Regions from separate parts of the Homo sapiens genome. Here all the other regions are linked to region 1. A link is a loop called in an ENCODE intact Hi-C map of the cell type or tissue named here. Cell type or tissue: IMR-90. All regions are shown on one strand. Region 1 overlaps ANO4 (anoctamin 4). Region 2 overlaps ANO4 (anoctamin 4). Region 3 overlaps ANO4 (anoctamin 4).

Evidence for each region. Peaks named below come from ENCODE experiments on the same cell type or tissue, not always from the same donor. Only the 100,000 strongest peaks of a DNase experiment are listed, where the experiment ranks them.
Region 2: a loop joins it to region 1, with 2.1 times the contacts of the local background. A loop is called at or near these places in 3 of 110 quality-filtered maps.
Region 3: a loop joins it to region 1, with 2.8 times the contacts of the local background. A loop is called at or near these places in 13 of 110 quality-filtered maps.

The regions. Positions count from the first base shown.
Region 1 is chr12:100,826,753-100,829,252 of GRCh38, reverse strand. The region is part of intron 1 of ANO4 (anoctamin 4); the gene reads right to left. Among named protein-coding and RNA genes, the nearest start is that of ANO4, 33 kb to the right of the region's middle. In IMR-90, a CTCF peak has its summit at 1,154 (motif pointing left); no DNase peak of the experiment used is centred here.
Region 2 is chr12:101,126,417-101,128,916 of GRCh38, reverse strand. ANO4 (anoctamin 4) reads right to left here. Exons shown (of 28, transcript NM_001286615.2): 27 at 1,843-2,038; 28 at 288-1,056. The coding sequence ends at 1,847. Among named protein-coding and RNA genes, the nearest start is that of SLC5A8, 83 kb to the left of the region's middle. In IMR-90, no CTCF peak of the experiment used is centred here; a DNase peak (open chromatin) is centred at 1,206; H3K27ac peaks cover 1,159 bases.
Region 3 is chr12:100,986,942-100,989,441 of GRCh38, reverse strand. It overlaps ANO4 (anoctamin 4), which reads right to left. Exons shown (of 28, transcript NM_001286615.2): 8 at 1,772-1,903. Among named protein-coding and RNA genes, the nearest start is that of ANO4, 190 kb to the right of the region's middle. RefSeq lists enhancers at 574-1,097, 2,150-2,500. In IMR-90, a CTCF peak has its summit at 1,446 (motif pointing right); DNase peaks (open chromatin) are centred at 1,501 and 2,181; H3K27ac peaks cover 1,206 bases.

The DNA of each region.
Region 1 (2,500 bases):
TACCCACCTAATAAGCAGCAGAGTTTAGTTTCAAACCAAGGTCTATTCACACCAAAGAACATGATTTTAACTCCTTTATATGATAACATATGTCGATTCAGCTTTTCCCTCTACTAATTTATTTAAAGAAACCAAGATATATGTTTTTCCCACATGAATCTCTAACAGCAGAGCACACTATGAGGGTATTTCATCCTAAGATCAAAGTTTAAATTAAGCTTTTTTTTTTTTTTAAGACAGAGTCTCACTCTGTTGCCCAGGCTGGAGTGCAGTGGCACAATCTCGACTCACTGCAACCTCCACCTCCTGGGTTTAAGTGATTCTCATGCCTCAGCTTCCCAAGTAGCTGGAATTACAGGCACATGCCACCATGCCCAGCTAAATTTTTTGTATTTTTAGTAGAGATGGGGTTTTACCATGTTGGCCAGGCTGGTCTCAAACTCCTGACCTCAAGTGATCCACCAGCCTCCCAAAGCTAAATTAAGGATTTGATAAGCTATATGAAGTTGGAGAGAAGAAGAATGTTATTCATATATGTATTTCTATCTCCACCTTCCACCCTTTGCTTTTATCTGATTCCTGCTTACCTCCTGGCAATGGATACTGGTATCCTCATCGCCTTTACAATCAATCACGTGTAAAAGATATAAAGAATAAGGTGGCACCGCATGGGCTATTATTTTCCTAAAGTGGCATGAAACTAAAAACTTGAAAAGATAGGGACTCATACGTGTAAATACTAGTCATTTTGAAAATCATTTTTCTTAAAATCTTTTTCCAACACCCACAGACAGAATCACTGAAAAGACTTTTACGCTTTTTAGCAAAGTGAAGAAATGCTAAAGGATGGGGAAAGCACTAGCAGAGACCCAGGGCCTTGACTCTCCCCGCATGAGTCACTGCCACTTGGAAAATAGGAATGAGGTTTCCATGATTAAACACAGTTCCTAAAAGCAAGAACCCAGATGCATCCAAAATACCCCTCTCCAATTGGGGAATGTGCTGAAAAAAGGAGGAATGGAGGAAATATTAAATAAATGTTAGTTTTACACAAAAGGCTAAAAAGAATACAAATAATGAAATGGTCTGAAGGTAGGTAGACCAGACTTCTTGCCAAGCCCAATGAGACAGTGGACCCTACTCTGAATATGAGTGTCTAGCATCCCCTAGTGGCTGGTGCACATTAATCAAAAAAAAATTTTTTAACAGGAGTATGTATCACAACCTTGTTTCTGGAACTAAGACTCTAGATATAACTTACCCCTATCCATTTGAAATGGTGTGAAGGGACACCCGTCGTAGCCCCACACCACTGAAAACCTTAAGCTTCCCCCCAACATATATATGTTAGAAATGGGGGTGAATAATGAAGGCCAGAAGCGTAGCATCAGGAGATCTCATGTGAGCTTTTTCCTGGGGACCCCAACAGCTCTAGAGCTTCAGCTAAAGGCCTCTGCATCTGCAATGGCTGGACTTCTTACCCATTTTAGCACCTCCAAATACAGAATCCTAACCATAAATCAAGCAATGCTAAAAATGCTTTTATTATCTAAAATAATAATCTGATAAATGATTATAATCTAATATATATATTTATATCATCAAATATTGACATTTATTTCCGCTAAAATCATTCATCTGTTAACATAATTCCATTCATTTAGTCAGCTGACAGATATTTATTGAGCTCCTACTATGCAGGCATTATTCTAGGCATAGCAGTAGACAAAACAGAAAAAATTCCTACTTTCATTGAGCCAACATCTTAGAGGGATAAAAAAACAACAAAGATACATTTAATTTAAAATATAAGCTGTTATGGGGGGGTATTTCTTTCTTTTTAACAAGTTTAAATAGAAAGACCAGGAAAAATATCAATGAAAAAGATATTTTTAAATAAAAACCTGAAGAAAGTAAGGACATTAGCTATGCATATAATGATGGAAGATCTGTATTGGCACAGGGAATCGCGAGTACAAAGGTCTTAAAGCAAAAACATAATTGGGTGTGTTCAAGGATCATCAAAAGGGCCTGTGTGGCTGAAATAGGGTACATGAGGAAGAGTCAAGAAGGCCAGATGATGTAAGAGCCATTATAAGGACTTTGTCTTTTACTATCTGACTAAAGCAGAAAGCCATCAGAGGATTTTCAGCAAGGGAGTAATAGGACCTGACATGTTTTACAAGACTACTCTGGTTACTATATAGAGAACAGGCTTTAAAAGTTGGCCTGGGGAAGTAGAAGGACATAAGTAGGACGGCCAGTTAGAAGTCCATTACAGGGAGAGATGATGGGGGCTCACACAAGGATGGCCACAGTGAGGTGGTGAAAACTGGTCGGATTCTGAATATATTTTAAAGGCAGACCTGACAGATGTGGGATGTGAAAAAAAGAGTGGAGTCAAGGATTATAAGAAGATTTCAGCCTCAGTAACAAAGGATGTAGTTGCCATTGACGGAGATGGAAGAGACTGCAGGAGGAACTGGTTTGGAGAAAAATA
Region 2 (2,500 bases), 300 kb before region 1:
AAATTGGGTAGATTATCAAATCCTCAAATTACGGCATATTCATTTTGGCTTATATTTAAAATATTCCACCATCAAGACTGGGGAAAAAAGTTCATCAGAAACATACGCTGATATTTGGCTATATTGTTTGTTTTTGCATGCATTTATGCAATAAACAAACATCTGATTTCTTGCACAGTCCCTCAGATATTCTCCTCACATTAAAGATTCCACTTACTTATTCTGTGATTTCTCTTATTCTATGAGACAAAAATACAACAGAATGTCAGAAGAGCCAGCTGAAAATATTCCATGTGCAGAAATTTATTTTAAATTTTATTGCATCACATTATACAAGCATTAATCATGGCTTCATATTGATGACTATTTAAATGTGAAAATTCACTCATGTCAGTACTTTTTGGCTATTTACAAGTAAGGAATTTCTATGTACTTTATATATCTCTGTATTTGTATGTACATATGCAGGAATACATGACTATACATATGTACACACAGAAATACATCTATGGCCATACACATAGCTATAGATATGTCATATATAATAATCTTCTCAGAAAGGTCTAAAATTAAAAAAAAGGAAAGAAAAAGTTGTAAACAGGGTCTTGTCTGTGTTGTTGGTGACATGGAATTAGGACCATATGATGACATTCTAGGAATGTGTGTCCATGTGTCTGAATACCCTTTTTAGCCCAGTGTCTGTAAAATTCACATGGGATAGAATGCAAAAAAGGTAGCAAACAGGCTGAAAAACAGGCCCAGTATACAAGTTCCCCTTGATTTTAAAAACTTGAGAATGTAACTGCCCATAATGTGCATGCTTGCTTGGTCAAGAATGGTCTATGGATAGATAGCAATTGTGCGCTGGACTGCAACGTGATTTCACAGCAGTGTGACTCCAACGCCAGTCCTCTACTGGATGCTGCCCCTCCTGCGGCCGCCGGTATCTGCAACATGCACTGTGGTTGCATTTTTAGTCATTCACTTGAGTGTGCTTTTGCACAGCCAGAAGAAGTAAACAGAATTCAGGTCCTTGGCCTGGAAAGGGACTATTTTCTGGAAAGAGAAAAGAAGGCATAAAGATCTTATGCATACACAATTGCTTTAAAACATGAGGTGCAATAGTTTGTACTTACCATGCACCAAAGGCATTCAAAGAATTTGTAACCCCAAATGGAGTCAGGGATGGTATAAACATTTTTATGCTTGCTTTATGGGTGAACAGACTGAGTCAGAAGGGCAGTCTAAAGCAACATCACATCCTGCCAACTATTGGGGAAATAGAAACAGGCAGGCAGATACTATGCTTTCAAGCAAAAATTAGAAATGGCCTTTTTGGGAAGAAAGCAGCCAGTAGTGGTGGGGCCAGAAGAAATTCTTCATCAGTTACTGGTCCTGCAGCCCAGGACAGCCCTGTTGCACCTTGGTCTCTGGCCGCTGAGGCTTTCAGGAAGAATTCTCTTTGCTAATGTCTGCCTCCCACCCACCTAGAAAGAAGGGGCATGTTTCCCTGGGGATATTAAAGAAAACAGCCCGGCTGGAGGAAAAGAGAGAGGACGCTTTGTTTCAGGGAACTCCTAGGCCAATTCATGAAGACCTTGACTGATAGGCCAGAGTCTGGCAAGAAGGCAGAGAAGTGTTGCAGAAGGTATGTGGGAGGGGAAGATCAAGCAAAATTTGCAACGATTAAAGTAAAAAACAAGCTTCTTTTGGATTGGGAAGCTTCTAAGGAGTTTATTTTGATCCCTGTTACTGCAACAATGGTAAGCTTTGCTTCAGGGAGTTTAAAGCACCCATTCAACCTCGGAATGGCCTCAGACGCTGAGCACACCTCTCACCTACATGGTCACGGCCACTCGTTGTGGTGTGCTTTTCCATTCTTCTTCCTCTCCTTTCGTTCCTTCTGGAGACGTTCCAGTTCTGCTTCATACATCATCTCCTGAATCAAGTACTTCTCTCTTCTCATTCGATCCCTTAGGTCTTTTGGGAGGTCTGGGATCAGATATGAAATGAGGTGCTTTATACAAAACACGAGGTGCTAAAACAGAGGAGAATGTAACAGCGTCAGGTCTACTGTGCATCCTGAATGAGGTTAGAGAGTTGGCTGAAGAAGGATGTGGACCCTCTGGGGTATGTGGAGAGTGCAAAGTGACCAGGGGAGGCGTGTGTAATGCAAGATGATAGGACAGGTGAGGCCTGAACTGGTCTGATGGCACCACCTAAGGAATAGAAAGAGGAGTCTGGAAGGAAGGTGGGAAAAGAATGGTCAGATAATTAATTCAAAGGAGAGCCAGAAGAATGTATTCTGTGGAGTCAGAAAACCCAGGTTGAAGCTGGTAGCTTTCACTGCTTAAGGGCTGTCTGTCTACCTGAGGATGAATTATTTAATTTATCTGAGCCTCATTCCCCTCATCTATAAAGTGAGTATTGTGAGAATTATGAGAAAATGTTTAAAAATGCCTTGTAGACTGTCAAGTGCTTTACAAATCTTGGTTATAAG
Region 3 (2,500 bases), 160 kb before region 1:
AAAACCTGCCTGTAAACCAGACATCATTCCGGAAGAATTAGGGAAACAACTCATTGTCTAAAAAACTTCCAAGATGAACAAGAGAGACATGGTAGGGGTTTAAATTAAGAATGGGAACGTATCAGCTTTTTTCTGTCTTTTTCTCTTAAGAAAACACCCTGATCTCTGAATTAACATTATGTCCCTTCCAGTTCCCACTTTCTCTTGAGGATCGAACTAAGATTTTGAGGCCAGTCTGTGAATTCCATGTTTGCTTCAATGACCCTTTCAAATGTTCACATACTGCAGCTGGGTTGGCTTTAATCTGACCTGTGGGGATCAGCTCGGCTATTTCAGAGGCGTACAGAGTTGCTTCCCCTGCATTAGACTGCTCTTACTGTTACACATTTTTGATTCAGAACATCTATTCTTTGATTTTTCTTTTCCCCTTTGCCCTGCAGAGCTCCACAGACTTTAACCGTTTTTCTGTTGCTGAAATATGTCCCCACCTGGCACTCCCTGCAACTTCTTGAAAACTGCCATTTGGCTTACCTTCGTTTTTTGTTTTTCTTTCTTTTTTTTTTTTTTTTCTGAGACAGAGTCTCACTCTGTCACCCAGGCTGGAGTGCAATGGCACAATCTTGGCTCACTGCAACCTCCGCCTCCCAGGTTCAAGTGATTCTCCTGCCTCAGCCTCCTGAGTAGCTGGGATTACAGGTGTGCACCACCATGCCCAGCTAATTTTTGTGTTTTTAGTAGAGACGGGGTTTCACCATGTTGGTCAGGCTGGTCTCAAACTCTTGACCTCGTGATCTGCCTGCCTCTGCCTCCCAAAGTGCAGGTATTACAGATGTGAGCCACAGCACTCAGCCTGGTTTACTTTCTCACAAAATCAGCAACCTTTTTTTTTTTTTTTTTAAATCCATCACCCTTTTCTTCCCTCCAGGTAAGTCATTTTTATGGAGGCTGTCACTACTGCTGGAGCAAGAGGGCCTGGAATTCCTGATCTTGTTGCAAGGGAGGTGGGGCTGACCTGATCTCTGCCTCCACTGAGAGGCTGTGTTTCTCCTATTGTTTACAGTCTCCAGCACACGGCAGGCTTTTCTGTCCTCCTGCCTGCCCTGCCCTGCATCCAGCCATCATTTCTTGTCATCTCAGAAGCTTCAGAGTAAATTCTCTTTCATTTTTGCAGTTCCTCACAGGCTCAGTGACTTAGCCAACTTGTTTTTCCTCCCCCCATGTCAAAAGTGACAAATAACCATTCTGAGACAATCTGACAGATGACTCAGCAAGTGGGCTGCCAGGTGATGTGGCTTTTCCTAAGGCAACCCAGTGAACTGCTGAAGAAAGGGGAACTGAGAAGTGAACCAAGATAAAACAAAAACCGGAAAACAAAAAACCCTCTTTTCAATGGGAAAAGGTGTAGGCCACTCCTCCTGTCTGCTGGCTAGATGCAGATGAGCCTGCAGGGGGCTCCGTGCACAGGGAGTTGGCAGAGCAATGAGAATGACAGAGCCTGGGTCACTGCCTTTCTGTGGAGAAGATCATTTACCCAACACACACATGAGCAAGCATTGTATCATCTTAAGCCACTGAGATGCAGGGATTGTTGGTTACAGCAGTTATCTTCCCCTGACTGAAATAAAAGGGATATGAACACTCACAAGACTTTTAGGGGAGAAGGGCACTATGCTGTTCCTTCCTCATGCCCAGGAATCAAAGGCGTGCAGGGTGAGGCTCTACCACAGCTGCACATCCTTAGTGAGATGGGGCTTTAACATGGAACACTCACTGATGGATCCTTTGCTGGCTGAAAGGGGCAGTGTAGCAGTCATTCTCCTCCAGGTCTGGCAGTGTCTCCTTGTCCAGCCTCATTGGCTTCTTAGGTAACCATCTCCGAAACCTGCTTATTTGTTTATCGATCCTGTGGTACATGGAAGGCAAGACCAAAGGGTACAGCATGTCAGCAATGCCCTGAAACACAGGAGGAAGGTCTCCGCAGAGCCACAACTATCATACCACACATTCCAGGCCCTCTCACTGCACTCAGGATATCCTTGTTTTATAGATGGAAAGAAGACAGCCAGAACTCTAGTGTTGTTTTGATTTCACCAAGTGGCCTCAATATTATTACTGTTTGTGAAATAGCAGCTGTGAGTTAGATGTCCACCCACATGCCAATAATAAATGACCAAGCAGTCCTAACAAGGCTGGAAAGCTCTGAAAAGGATTCCAACAGTCCCTTAAGCAAGCAGCAGAGATCTTAACTTACATTCTGTAGGTTCTAAAAAATTCATTTTGTGTTTGGAAAACATCTGAGGTCAGAGAAGAGCTCTAGCTGTAATTAACTTTCGGGAGGGGGTGCTGGCAGCACATCCTGGGAGTTGTGCAGAGAGCTCCATGCCATGATTTGCTTCCTGCCTCTCCCACCTCCCCTGAGCAGCCTCTCAGCAGGCAGCCGGATTTTTGGCTTTCATTGATCTCTTTTTAAGCAGGCTCCATGGTTCTCATGGTGCTAGGG